Regions from separate parts of the Homo sapiens genome. Here region 2 is linked to region 1. A link is a contact called in ENCODE Hi-C or POLR2A ChIA-PET data. All regions are on one chromosome and are shown on one strand. The core of a region is the stretch at or near the end of the contact, and the rest is flanking DNA. Distances in the headings are between cores, read along the strand shown.

The links. A loop is a pair of places that touch in the nucleus more often than their neighbours do. ChIA-PET counts read pairs that join two places held with the same protein, here RNA polymerase II (POLR2A). Pooled maps may share reads with other maps.
Region 2: a map of PC-9 shows a loop between it and region 1 (7-fold over the local background). The contact joins the enhancer-like site here to the promoter of LINC02026 in region 1. A Hi-C loop is called at or near these places in 1 of 168 maps with a recorded cell type or tissue (PC-9) and 1 of 50 pooled maps. POLR2A ChIA-PET finds 5 or more read pairs at or near these places in 3 of 52 experiments (Caco-2, MCF 10A and activated CD8-positive, alpha-beta T cell).

What each region holds. Positions count from the first base shown.
Region 1 is chr3:193,999,463-194,006,785 of GRCh38, reverse strand. It overlaps LINC02026 (long intergenic non-protein coding RNA 2026), which reads left to right and starts at 3,127. Exons shown (of 3, transcript NR_033944.1): 1 at 3,127-3,201. It overlaps LINC02028 (long intergenic non-protein coding RNA 2028), which reads left to right. Exons shown (of 3, transcript NR_136179.1): 3 at 1,132-1,330. RefSeq lists an enhancer at 2,553-3,068 and a silencer at 3,432-3,601.
Region 2 is chr3:193,942,236-193,949,558 of GRCh38, reverse strand. It overlaps LOC105374287 (a long non-coding RNA gene), which reads left to right and starts at 6,994. Exons shown (of 2, transcript XR_007096293.1): 1 at 6,994-7,323. RefSeq lists enhancers at 5,399-6,049, 4,870-6,531, 6,705-6,999. Within about 2 kb of position 2,463, at least 2 of the 41 ENCODE cell types and tissues checked have a DNase peak (open chromatin) inside an H3K27ac peak, as active enhancers do.

The sequences.
Region 1 (7,323 bases), core at 1,878-4,377:
AGAATGGGTAGTTTAGCTTTCATGAACCTGGTCGTCCACAATGGACTGCCAGGATTTTGTAAAGTCCCTAAATTGCAAGTAAAATTAGGTGAGAGTTACATGTCTAGTAAATATGTATTTTCTGGGGCCAGAAACCATATCTTATATCTAATTCTGAAAGGATTTGCAAACCCAGGAAGATGAAAGGACAACAAAGTCTAATCCAATCCCTTTATTTTACTGGTGATATTTGCAGAAATTGCAGTTAGGTTCCTTGCACCAAATGGATGATTCTATTTAATATATTACTGATACATTAAAAGCTTTTAGTTTTTAACTGATATATCAGGAGCTTTTCCCCCAAACTCAACGTTTTGTTTCAGTGGGTTTATTTCTCAAGTACTGCAACCTACTCTGGGAGAAAGTAGGACTCTTTGGAAAGTTGCATTGACTTTTAAAACCACAAGGGTATCATTTGGTGTGTTCCTGCCCCAGCAATTATTACCCTTTGAGAGCCTGCAGAGCTACCTCCAGCCTTCCCTTTGGTCTCCGTGGGGACTCATTACATTTCTAACAGTCAAGTATGAAAACTTACAGTGCTGGCTTACCAGAAGGGTTTGCTTTGGGAATTTCACAGACAGGGCTGCTTCTGTCTTGTAAAGAAATTTACATCCCATGAAGCAGAATAGGGAACGACTGTGGCAGATGATGGTAATAGAACTGCATCAATATTACATGTCTGCCAGGCAGAGAACCAATATGTTTTAACAGCACAGGTCTATGTAGCCTCTTCCTTCTCTTCCACGAAGCTGGCTGGGAGTGAGTGCTATATCCTCTTCACAGTTTAGAAAACAGAGGCTCAACATTTTAATATTCTCCAGAGCAGAGGTTCTTAACAGGACCCTTAGGTGGGGCTTCAGGGGGTCTTTGAACACCTGAAATGACCTGCAAAGACAAGTATATATTTGTATCTCCATAGGAGCGTGGGGGATGTGATTTTCATCAGATTCTACAAAGCTCTGTGACTCTGAAAGTTTCAGGACCACTACACTAGGGCTTCTCTTCTTTGTAAAATAATTGGCAGGTTAGTCCAATTATTTTTACATTCAGGCTTTTTTTTTTTTAATGTGTTTTCTCCTTTTTTTCCCTTAGTTGCTGACCTCCATAACAGCAGACAAAATTGGAAGCAAGAGTGATTTTGGAGGAGTCACACTTAGATGTTTCCCTTACCTATTTCTGTTCTGGAAATTTAAAAATCTTACTTCTCGTGACAGTCCTACATGAAAAATTAAAAATCACAAGGATTCATGGATGGAAAACTGAGACTCAGAGAATGATCACATTCACATCGTAATAAATCAGCAATAGAGTGAGTGATTGTTCCTTGGTAAGAAATCAACTCTAAACTCAGTTGGAAACCTTTGCCAATATTACTTAACACATGACAATCTGGTGTGACTCATTTTTCTTGACATTATGCAAATAAAGGAAACAAGACTGAGTGGCCTTCTGTCCGGAGAGCAGGAAATGAAGGCTGTCTGGGGCCACATGTTTCCTGGGACATGTGGTGTCAGAAATGGGTACTAGAAGAACCAGGCCTTTGTTCATGTCTTTTATTTTTTATTTTTGTTTTTTTTTAGATGGAGTCTCACTCTGTCGCCCAGGCTGAAGTGCAGTGGCACTGTCTCGGCTCATTGCGACCTCCGCCTCACCGGTTCAAGCAATTCTCCTGCCTCAGCCTCCCGAGTAGCTGGGATTATAGGCGCCCGCCACTACACCCAGCTAATTTTTGTATTTTTAGTAGAGACATGGTTTCACCATGTTAGCCAGGCTGGTCTAGAACTCATGACCTCGTGATCCACCCGCCTCCGCCTCCCAAAGTGCTGGGATTACAGGCGTGAGCCACGGTGCCTGGCTGCCATTGTTCATTTCTATTTCATGAGTGATCGGCTCTTGTTGGCCATGGCTGGAGGAGTCAGCTCCCAAAATCCACACTCTCTAGGAGTGCTGAACCATAAATAATCTATCAGGACTCCTAGATTCCACTCTCTAGAGCTGCAACCAGAAGTTCCTTCCTTCCCGGCCCTGCTTCCCACTAAAGGAAACATTTGACTTTTGGGGATGAGATGTTTCAAGCCAGCCAATCCTTCTCACAGGAAGCAGAACCCCAGCCACCATGGAGCTTATCCTTGGGGCGCAGAGAAACACTGACCTAATGCTGTAATCAAGTACTGGATTTTATTTTTAAATCTTTTTACCTCACAAGCTGACTTTATTCTGGCTAGAGGGCTCCTGAACCTCTGTAAACTCCCCAGGAGGTAATTTCCAGTGCTAATCTCGCTAACGAGGTGTCAGTTACAGAAATGGCCCACGCCCTGGTTTCTTCTAAGTGGACATTACAGTGTTTCTTCAGAGGGGCCTGTGCTGGGACACCTCGGAAATGGAAGAATTTATAGCAAGGATGTTATTTCTCACTAAGTGAGCAGAAGAGCTGGAAGATCTCTTTAGAGATCATTAGAAGGATGGGGAAACTGAGGCTCAGAGAAGGGCAGTGGCTGCCCGAGGCCACAGAGCTGAGTGGCAGCAGGGTTGGGTTAGAGACTGGACCTTGTGGCGGAGCTGGCCTGCTTTGGGCTGTTCCACACACCACTGACTTTCTAGATTGTTTCATGTTCATGGAATCATCCTCAAACTCTACTCCCCAAAATTGTACCATAGATTAACTTCGGGCACCCCCCAAGTCAAAACTTCAACAGCTAAGGGACACGGATCATGCGGCCTGCTGAACACGCCATCAAGTGGGGCAAAGTCTTCTTTCTTTGTGATCAGGGTATGCACTCTCCCTTGGCCTCTGAATAAGCTGTACCCAGGGTTCCTCGATGACTCAGCTGCAGCAGGCTATCCACCACACATGTCCGTGGCCACCACGGCGGGAACCGGGCTCACCATCACTTACCACTAGAGATGTCAAACCACCCCCCTCCTAACCCAGGCCCCACTGCGGCCTCCCTGCCCTGCTCCAGCCTCGGTCTGTTGTGCAAGAGCCAGAGGGGACTTACGATCACGGAGCCACACGCCCAGGCCCAACCCAGGCCCAGGAGCTCCACCCTAGGGAAACGCCTAAGTCAGAACAGAGCACTCCTAACCCCCCGGGGCAAGGAGGGGAGGCCAGGCAGCCGGAAGGAAACTCCTGAGCTTTTTACGGAATGCACAAGACAAAAGGTGAGGGTCTCCACGTAGGGAAAGAACGCATTATTATTTACGGCCTTGGTCTGGAGAGGAGAACATGCTGCTCTTTGCAGCCCGGCGTGTGATTCATTTCCCCCGGGAGCTGCAGGGCCGAGGCAGGGCGTGCGCTCCGGCAGCCTCCAGACAGCCGCGCACTCCCGCCCGCTCGTTTATTTATGGTGCTTTATCAGCGGCTGTGCACCGCGGCGATAAAGTTTATGAAAAGAGGCGGCGTCTCCGGCCGGCGGGCTGGGCCCGGCGCTCCTTTCCCACACTGATTAGGATCAGCCAGGGCTTTGGAAGCTGCAGTTAAGGATCTCGGGTGCCCGGAGCCTCGGCTCCCCCTTCCTGCCCCGCCCGCGGGCTGGCCGGCTGCTGGCCCGCGTGGGAGGCGAGGTCAGGGCTGCGGCCGCGGCCCTTCCCCTGGGAGCGGGAGGGAGGAGGGAGGAGGAGGAGAGAAGCCGCCCTGCGGGGGAGGGAGCTCCAAGGCCCCGGGAAGTGGGACAGCCAGAGAAAAATACCGTCCAAATATAAATGGGCAAGTCCCCACGTTAAGAGATGAACGAGAATTTTTTATTTTTTGAGACAGAGTCTCGCTCTGTTGTCCGGGTTGGAGTGCAGTGGTGAGATCTTGGCTCACTGCAACCTCCGCCTCCGGGGTTCAAGGGATTCTCCAGCGTCAGCCTCCCGAGTAGCTGGGATTACAAGCGCCTGCCACCAGGCCTGGCTAATTTTTGTATTTTTAGTAGAGATGGGGTTTCACCATGTTGGTCAGGCTGGTCTCGAACTCCTGACCTCAGGTGATCCACCCAACTCGGCCTCCCAAAGTGCTGAGATTACAGGCGGAACAGGAATTTAATAGGAATTTTTCTCCTCTGAAGGCGGTGCACCGTCTCCTCTCCCCCATTTACTTTCCTACATTCCTTTCTCCTTTCCCGTCATTTCACCTGCATTTACTGTGTCTTTGCATTAAGGCTTGATTCATTTTGTCCCTTTTCATAGCCATGTTTTGTTCAGTCCTTCAGAAGATAGAAATTGAACACCTGACTTGTGGACAGCACCTCTAAACACTGCAGAGAGAGATTCAGAGATGAATAGCCCTGGCCCTTAGGGTTCTTGCGGTCACAAGCACCGTCCAGTAAGAGCAGCCCATGGTTATGAGTAACAAGAGCAGACACTACGGCAGGCACTTGGTTTAGGGACATTGCCTTGTTTCATCCTCACGGTGACTTCAGGAGGACAGTGCCATCGTTACGCCGTTTAACAGATGGTAAAACTGAGGCCCAGAGAGGGGAGTGCCTTGCTTCAGATGACTCAGCAACGCAGTGGCTGAGCAAGGATTTGAACTCAGGCAGAATGGTGGCAGAGCCTGTTTGCCTAACTTCTAAATTTCCCTAACTCTCTAGAACAGAGGGTAGTAGGAGTGCAGCAGACAGGACAACTAACCCTGCCTGGAAAAGTCATGGTGGGCTTCCCGGAGGAGGCGTCCTTAGGCTGGGGCTTGAAGACGAGGTATTTACCAGACAAATAGTGGAGAAGAAGGCTGTCTTAAACAGAAAAAACTTCTTATGTGGTCCTGGGTTCTGAGGGCCCAGCTCTTCTCACCCTCCTTCTCCGAGGAGTGGGGGAACGGAAGTGCAGAGCCTTCGTGTTTTACCCTCCTTCTCCGAGGAGTGGGGAACGGAAGTGCAGAGCCTTTATGTTTTGTGACAGTGGAATCCCCTTCGCGGGCCACCTCCTCGATCTGAAAGGCTCTATCTGCAGCTACTGAATTCCCTTCAGCTCGTAAGTCTTAATAGCAATGTCATCCCCTTCTGAAAACTTTCCTGGACTGCTCCTTATCTTGCTGCCGGTGATTGAAAGCAATCCTTTCCTCTCTCTTCCCTCACACCTGCCTGTTTGCATTAAAGTTCTTGAGTTGGACTCCATCAGTCTTTATTTTTTATTTGTTTAATTTATTTTTTAGAGACAGGGTCTCACAATGTCACCCAGGCTGGAGAGCCGTGGCATGATAATGGCTTACTGCAGCCTCATCCTCCTGGCCTCAAGCAATCCTCCTGCCTCAGCCTGCCAAGTAACTAGGACTACAGGTGTGTGCCACCATGCCTGGCTAATTTTATTTTATTTTTTTGAGACAGAGTCTTGCTCTGTAGCCCAGTCTGGAGTGCAATGGCGTCATCTCGGCTCACTGCAAGCTCCGCCTCCTGGGTTCAAGCGATTCTCCTGTCTCAGCCTCCAGAGTAGCTGGGATTACAGGCGTGTGCCACCATGCCCAGCTAATTTTTGTATTTTTAGTAGAGAGGGGGTTTCACCATGTTGGCCAGGCTGGTCTCGAACTCCTGACCTCAGGTGATCTGCCTTCCTCAGCCTCCCAAACTGTTGGGATTACAGGCGTGAGCCGCTGCACCTGGCCTCTGGCTAATTTAAAAAAATTTTTTGGCCAGACACGGTGGCTTCCATCTTTAATACCGGCACTTCAGGAGGCCAAGGCAGGAGATTTGCTTGAGCCCAGTAGTTTGAGACCAGTCTGGGCAACATAAGAAGACCCCCATCTCTACAAAAAAAAAAATAAATAAAAAAAAAAAAAATAAGCCAGGCATGGTGGCGCTCGTCTGTGGTCCCAGCTAATACGGAGGTTAAGGTGCAAGGATTGCATGAGCCTGGGAGGTCAAGGCTGCAGTGAACTCTGATCACATTCCAGCCTGTGACTGTACTCCAGCCTGAGTGACAGAGCAAGACCCTGTCTCAAAATAAATAAATACATACATACATAAATAAATAAGTTTAATTTAAAAATAAATTTATTTCTGTAGAGATGGGTCTCACTCTTTTGCCCAGGCTGGTCTTGAACTCCTGGCCTCAAGTGATTCTCCCAAGTTGACCCCCCAAAGTGCTGGAATTATAGGCATAAGCCACTGCACCCAGCCCATTAGTGTTTATTACTAGACTGTGAGTTCCTGGAGAGCACTGGTATACTCATTTGCTTCTTACTTGCTTCTGCCCAGGCTGGTTTAGTATCCTACTCATAGAAGGTTCTTAGTAACCGCATTTGGTGAATAAATGGAGGAGAGTGGGAAGGCTGTGATCGAATAGGTATCTCTTGTCTCCTCTTTACCCCTTGATAAATTTCACAATCAAGCAAGCTAAAAATGGAGATGTGTGTCTCCACCAGACAAGGTCTGGACCACTCTCTGCCAAGACAGCACGAAGAGCAGGACACTGCCAGCAACCAGGTGGGTTGAGACAGAGTAACCCAAGCTGCTAGCCCGTCAAATCTCTCCAGACTGGGAACAGGATTAGTCCTGGGGCTTGGGTCTAGCATTGAGTCAACAAGCGGAAGTCATGTTGCCCTAGTTATTGGGGAGAGGGCTGTGAGGGCCAGGAACCAGGCAGGTCACTGCATAGTCCATCTTGAATTCAGTGAGGCATTCCATAGGGCCAATGACACAGGAGACATTTGACACCATAGGGTATAATATCAACTCTAGGCAGCCGTCAGGGCCAGTGCCCAGGGGATCAGGGCTGTGTCTTTTTCTTTGTTATTTTTTGTTTGTTTGTTTAGAGCTAGTTTTTAAAAAGTTTAATTGAAAAAGTAATACATGCACATGATCTAAAAATTAAAATGATTCAAAAACGTATACAGTGAACGTTCTGCCTCCCACCATCAACTTCTCAACTCATCTCCTTCCGCAGGTGCAGCCGTCATTAAAAGTTTCTTTTCCCAGAGATGCTACATGCATGCATATGCAATATTTCTATTTTTTCTTATGATGACTTAATGAGGCTGTTGTGAACTGAATACAGTTGCAGGTGTTGATGACATTGTTACAGTTGTTGGCACTCTGGAAAAGGGATATAAGGCCCATTGAACTTGAGAACTAGAAGACTACTCTTGCACATTCTGAATGACATTCAGTAATTAAAAGTGTGGAGTAATAAAATTTGGATATCTCAAATATTACCTGGAAAAAGGCTAGTCTGACTCAAGGGTGGTGGAAAAATGATCTAAGGATGCACGGTTAGTCACAAATGATATAGGAAATGTTAGGCCATTGTAGTAAGTGCCAGTACACTGTCAAGATGGATGGTAAGGAGCATAACTGATAGAGATCTGGA
Region 2 (7,323 bases), core at 1,214-3,713, 57 kb after region 1:
AAAAGGCTAAAATGTTCTATTCTTTAGTGATCTCTTCATTGATTCTTAATTGAGGTAGTTACTGTGACATGCTTTGGCAGCTGAGATTATAGCTTGAAGTTTATGAAGAGAAAAGACTTTTATCTTCACTTATGGCTGAGTCTTGGATCTTACCAAGTTGCCTATCCAGGTTTGGTGGTCAGCAGCCAAGCTGCTCCCCATGCTTCTTCCCCTAACTACCAACATTCCTTCACAACCCTCAGCATTCAGAACTCAAGCTCTCAAAGCCTGGGCGAGAAATCCTGAATTATCCTGTTGGTCAACTTAGGTAAAGTGAGAATAGTTAGAAAACGTAAATGAGTGAAACAGAAGGAAAAGACAGTGAAATAACCATTCATTGATTAATTCCACAACCATTTGGTACCATACATACTGCATGCCAGCTACTGGTCATGGTGCTAAAGTTACAAAGATGAACAAAACTCAGCCTCTGACCTCAAAAATATAGTGGCTGCTTTTTGTTCTGGGTGCTGGTTGAAATTTGAAAACATTTGGCTGGTTGTATACTTAAGATTTGGGTGGTTTTTGATGTATGATATTCTTCATACATTGTGTGTTTAGTGGCAGACACAGACACCAGAACAGGTGATTCTAAGTGCTAGTTACAGATACACCCAGGGCATTGTAGGAGAATAGGGGTCCAGGTGGGAGAAGCATGTTGGGTCCTGGAAGAGATGCTAGCATAAGCAAGGTTATGGAGGAGAAAAGACACCAGGGCAGGAAACTAGGAAGAGCCCCGTGTTGCTTGGCACATAAACTGTGAGGCAGGAAATGATGAGCATGGAGGGTTGAAGAAGGACTGGGGGTTTTATGTCTATGGAGGGTAGACTCTATCAGGTGGACAATGGGGAGCTCTGGGCAGGTGTCAGCCAAAGGGAGGAAGTGGTGAGATGTGCATCTTAGACACAGTTGGCAGAGGTTGGCTCAAGGCCAGGGGCACTTTTAATCCCATTGCCATTTTCCAGATGAGAGATGGGTGACAGCTTGAACGAAGATACAAAATTTCATGCATAATATGCATGTACACACACACATACTCACACACATCTCCAACGGCTGCAATAAAAGAAGATTTTCATATACCATACGATTCTACAGAAAATCCCATTTGAGTCTGGCAGACATAAAGGTATAATTGTCTAAGAGGAACTCATTTATCTCTTAAAACTTTTAATATCTCAAGATTCGGAGTGTGAGTTCAATGTCTCCTATGTCAGATATAAGCAGCACACATGAGGGCTGGGTGCGGTGGCTCATGCCTGTAATCTCGGCACTTTGGAAGGCCGAGGCAGGTAGATCACAAGGTCAGGAGATGGAGACCATCCTGGCCAACATGGTACAAAAGTACAAAGGTACTAAAAGTACAAAAAAATTAGCTGGGTGTGGTGGCATATGCCTGTAGTCCCAGCTACTTAGGACGCTGAGGCAGGAGAATCGCTTGAACCTGGGAGGCGGAGGCTTCAGTGAGCCGAGATCGCGCCACTGCCCTCCAGCCTGGCAACAGAGCCAGACTCCGTCTCAAAAAAAAAAAAAAAAAAAAAAACCACATATCTTGTATCTTTTGTATTTTTAGGGGGGAAGAAATTTGGGAGGAAGTCATTTTTTATTCTCTCAGTGGTTTATTTGCTGCTTGTCTCATCTTTGAAATATTTTCTGTTATCTACTTTACTGGCGAGACTCTAGTCCAGGGAGTGAACACTCTGGCTTAGCTCATCTTTTCCACCTTTAGCTATTCACTTCTTTTCTCATATGTTCCAGAAGAAACTCCCAAGTAGCAAAATTGATGAAGAGACTTTATCGCCTCTGCATAACCCCAGATTGCCTGACGTGTTTTCTCATGTCTTGTTCTTTTTTTCCTCGCTCTTGTCCTCCAGGTTTGAGTGCAATGGCTTGATCTCGGCTCACTGCAACCTCCGCCTCCCAGGTTCAAATGATTCTCCTGCCTCTGCCTCCCAAGTAGCTGGGGTTAAGGTGCCTGCCACCACACCCGGCTAATTTTTGTATTTTTTAGTAGAGATGGGGTTTCACCATGTTGGCCAGGCTGGTCTCGAATTCCTGACCTCAGGTGATCCGCCCGCCTCAGCCTCCCAAAGTGCTGGGATTACAGGCATGAGCCACTGCGCCTGGCCACATCCTGTTTCTTTAAAACAGAAGGCTGAAAGGTCTAGCCATCTATCCAAGAACAATGGCCAGCCCCTCTGTAGGCAGGCTCTGAGAGAGACGTCGATGATGCCAGACTCTCAATGGGGAGGGTAAGTTTGTGAGTGTGGACAGCGGTCTCATCGGCTGCAGGGAATTTTGAAAGAGGGATGGGGGACTGCAATGACTCACTATATTCTTCAAAGCCTTGCCTGTACACCAGGTGTAGGAGAGAAGAGGAGGTGGTGACAAGTACATGTGGTCATCTATCCAAACTCTCATGTTTCAAAGGAACATTAATTTCATTGTCCCCAGAGAGGAGAAGTAAATAATGAGGTATTGTCTAAGTCAGGTTGTTTCCTGCTGGAAGCTAGAATTCTGCAAAGTGTTGGACTTCGATCTAGACTTGGCTTTAGGTCTGTATGAGCCACTTGTGGGGAGCGTGGCTTTTGGCAAGTTACTTTACCTCTTGAAAACCCATTTCCTCTTTGTAAAAATGGGATAATAGAGCATGTCTTTTTGCCTTTAAAGGTTATGCAACATGCACTCATATGTTAATTGCTGCACTGTTCACATAGCAAAGACAGGGAATCAACCTAGGTGCCCACCACTGGTAGATTGGATCAAGAAAATGTGGTACATATACACCATAGAATACTACACATCCATAAAAAGAGTGAAACCATGTCCTTGCAGCAACATGGATGCAGCTGGAGGCTGTTATCCTAAGTAAATTAATGCAGGAACAGATAATCAAATATTGCATATTGTTTCTTAGGCGTAGGAGCTAAACACTGGGTACTCGTGGACATCAAGACGGTAATAGAAACTGAGGACTACTGGAGGGGGAGAGGGGGACAAGGGTTGGAAAACGAACTATTGGGTACTATGCTCAGTACCTGGGTAACAGGGTTAATTGTGTCCCCAAACCTCACCATCTTGCAATATACCCAGGTAATAAACCTGCACACGTACCCTCTGAATATAAAATAAAAGTTGAAATTATAGAAAAAATAAAAAAATAAAAAAGACTGTGAGATATTGGGAATGGAAATATTTTGGACATTGAAGAGTGCATTTTGAAAATAATGCTCTAATGTGAGAATTTTCTCCCGAGCGTTAACGAACTCACCACAGAGGCAACCTTGGTTATAGTGAAGGGGTCTGAGGAACAAGGAGAAAGTACACAAGATGCTCCCTCAAGGAGGCAAGAGTATACAACAACGTCTTGATTGATTATCCATTTTAGAGAGATCTATGGTAAATGCTCACGGGCTTTGTCTGGCCCCTCCGCATACCTCTCTCTTTGCAGAGTTTTGGAAACTCATTTCCACCCTCGCCAAGGCAAAAACACACTGGAAAGTGAAGCTGAGATTCAGTCATATTAGAAGGGGGCACTGGCCTCAGTACCCCCACCTGGGTTTGGGTCTCAGCTCTGCCCTTCTCTCCCTGCAGGCACCCGGGTAGGAATCTTCCCTCTCCGGGCCTCCGTTTCCCATCCGTATGTTGGTTAGAATATTATTAAGGTCCTTTTCAGCACTTGAAATGGATTCTGTGCTGTCCCAAGGCATCCAGTCAATCCCAGCTTCTAGTTGCTGCAGTGACTGGGTCACTGGTGCAGCATCTCCGGTCCACTCACAGCAGCAGTCAGGAACTTATGTTGCTGTGCTGATTTTCTGGTCCTCGTCCTGTTTCCTCACAGTGGCATGACGGATCGGACATGCCATGCGACTGCATGGTGGCTCAGCTTTCCTGGCATGCAAGAACGTGCAGGGTGCATACAGATGCCATGTTTTCTAACCATCGCAACTTTGAGGAGGCAGCAGGAGATGAGGCTTAGGAGGGAAGTGATTGCTCTACACAGCAACCCACGGTGGTGGGAAGAGGGGTCAATTGTAAAGTTGTAGGCCACCGGCTGAGACCTGCTGAGTGATGAGCATTACTCAGAGAGTGGGTCCAGTTCCCATTTTAGACCCAAAGTAAACTCTCCAGGCTCTGTTGTAGTTGGCTAATGGCAATCCCCAAACCACAGGCTCCAGAGATATGAGCCAGTGTTCCAGGAGAAGCCACCCGCAGGAGAGGGGAGGATGAAGGGAGAGAGCCTGGCTCAGAGTCCTGTGCTTTGGGGACTGATTGCTTCAGATGGAGGCATAGTGCCTCCTTTAGTTCAGGGTTCAGTGCTAAGATCTCAAGCAAAATCCAATCCACGTTCACAGATGCGCATATGGGAAGGGTGTTGAACTCGTTCTCCCCAAAGTCAACATCAAGAGAACCGAGGGACTGGTGGAGTCACTTGGAAGTTCTTCATTCTTTTTTTCTCAAGCTCAGAAAGACCAGCATACCACTTAGAGGCTTGGTTTGGACAGCTCTCCAAACCCCTGGTCAGATTGCTCTCTTGCAGCTAAAACACAGGGTTAGCTGAATTTTCTTCCAGACTTCATTGCAAACGATTATCTTGGCATATTATCTGTAACATTTCCTTTGGAGAGTTCCTCCATGTTAGAAAACAAAAAGTTTGCCATACCCTGTGAATGACTGAATTAAGAAGTAAAACCTCAAATCAGTCAAGATGCATGAAGATTTGAGTGACTTGTGAGCATGAATTACATGACAAAGACCTCATGAGGATGCCACGGCTAGGAAAGACGAGACCGTAGGATAATGTCGATCTGGATGCCTTTGCGACTTGTGAAATCTGAGAGCCCCACCTTGACGAGTCACCTGTGCAATCCCTTGCCCTAAGGTACGATCATACTTGAATCCTCAGTCTTCAGACTTTGTAGTCCTTGAACACACATGCACAGAAAATACACATTTGTATGCAATATTGCACCCTCCCCCATAACTCACTGCAATTAGGAGTTGAATTCCCCAGTTTGCTGGACTAAACTTCGAGACCCAGCAACAGGGGCTCTTGAGAAGGAAAAAAGGAATTCCACACTGGTGAGGTTAGGGCTGCAGCCTTTGAAGCGAGATGGCTTCGTGGAGGCTGCCTGCTTTAGAAACGGCTGGGTCCTGACGCTCTCAGGGGGGAGCTGGGAGAAGCGGCGTGGAGAAAACCACTCAGAAGCCCGGAAGACTGGAGCGGGCGCTCGCGCGGGGCTGGGATTTGTGTAGTGCTGTGGGTTTTACCTTCTGAGCACCCCATCTGCCCTCTCACAGGCACAGCAAGGGCCCTATAGTTGCTCTATTCTCCACCCATCTCTGAAAACTTTCCTTCTCTGATGCTACTTCAAAGCCCCCTGGGAAAGCCAAGTTGCCAATTAAGCCTCTTTGAGGCAGGTTCTCATTCCTTCCCCACTAATTGAAATGTTACTCCTTTTACTAAACCCATAAACCACCCAAACACAACGGTCTTCCTCATTTGCATTGTAACAATGTCCCTAATGTGCTTCCAAGAGCTTTACGTAAAGGCGAACCTTTTCTCCTCTCCCTGTATGAACGGTCAAAAGCAATTCCGAGGCAAAGGCCTTCATTTCCATCCCCATACAGCTGCTCATTAGCTCAGGTGGAATAAATTCCTTTTATTCTGGATTCATTTCCCAGGATGATAATGTCTTTTTTGTCTCAGACCAGTGTTCCCAAACTAGGCCTTAATTGCTGATAGTAATTGAGTTAATACATATTTACAGCAGGGTAAGGTTAAAGCAGTTCTCCTGTAGTTTTACTGGAGACATTTGATTTAACCTGCAATAAAATCATTAACAAGTTGTTCAGTGTTCATTCCGTCTGTCCTTTATCTTGTCTGCTCCTTGGGAAAGCTGGGTGAAGGCAGATGGCTTTGGCGCAGGCTCAGCTCTCAGGCTGCAGAGACGAGAGTGCCCAAGTCTCACCTCCTCACCTCCGGGTCCTCCTGTATTCAGAGAGAAGGACCTCTCCCACTGAAAGCAGATAGCCCGGGGCAAGGCTATGCAGCTCCCCAGGCGTCCAGCCAAGGAGCGCAGGCGGGAGGATGAAAGCCCATCAAAGCCACAGGGCTGGGCCAGGCTCTTGAATCAGCTCCCATCAGTAGCTCCGGCCCAAAGTGGCCCACAGGCGAGGCACCGAGCCGAGGTGTCAGGCAACGTGGTAGTCCTGGCCACTGGTGCATGCCTAGAGAAATGGGCTGAAAACAGGGTAGGAGGAGGGACCAAGGGCCGAGGGCAAAGCCAGGGAAAGCCAGGGAAAGCCAGGGGGTTTCCAAATTACACCCTGGGGGGCCTGATGGTTTGCTTGTGAAAAAGCCTTCTTGAACCTTCTCTCTCACCTTCTCATAGACAGGGAGAAATGTGGAGGCCTCCTTATCCAGGGGTTCCAGGCCTCTGTATCTACTGGAGTGAAATTGGCTTTACCCAAAAAGTGAGGCTGGCTTGAGTGCACTGCAGGCTGACGGCTGCTCCCTTCCTCCCTCACTTGCCTCGCCTGGGCCTCCGGCTGCTTTTCTATTCAGAAGGAGCCCAGCCTGAAATAAATGGTCCTGACTGGCAGAGATAGCTGGCAGTTCCCTAGAATCCCCACTGTCACGGGCTTCCTGGGTCCACAACTAGATTATACTTTCTAGTCCCCTTTCCAGTTAGATGTGGCTGCGTGACAGACTTCCAGCTAATGGTGTTTGGGCCAAGGGAACAGTGACACAGGCCATCTCCATGCTCTGCTCTCACTGGTGGCCTGGGGAGAGCAAAGATGACCCTGGGGCAAACGTTGAAAGCAGCAGAGCTGCGGTCAGCTCAAAAATGTCAATCATGAAAGAACTGCTGTCTCACCCTTCCCTGTGAGTGAGCATGCCATAAATGTCACTGTACACTTAGGGGACTTTTTTTTTTTTTTTTTTTTTAGATGGAGTCTCCCTCTGTGGCCCAGGCTGAAGTGCAGTGGCACGATCTCGGCTCACTGCAACCTCCGTCTCCCAGGTTCAAGCGATTATCCTGCCTCAGCCTCCTGAGTAGCTGGGATTACAGGCTCGCGTCACCATGCCTGGCTAATTTTTGTATTTTCAGTAGAGACGGGATTTCTCCATGTTGGCCAGGCTAATCTCGAACTCCTGACCTCAGGCTCTCCGCCCGCCTCATCCTCCCAAAGTGCTGGGATTACAGGCGTGAGCCACCGCACCCGGCCGAGGACTATTTTTTGTAGCGGGGAATCTACTAAACAGTCTGAAGTACACAG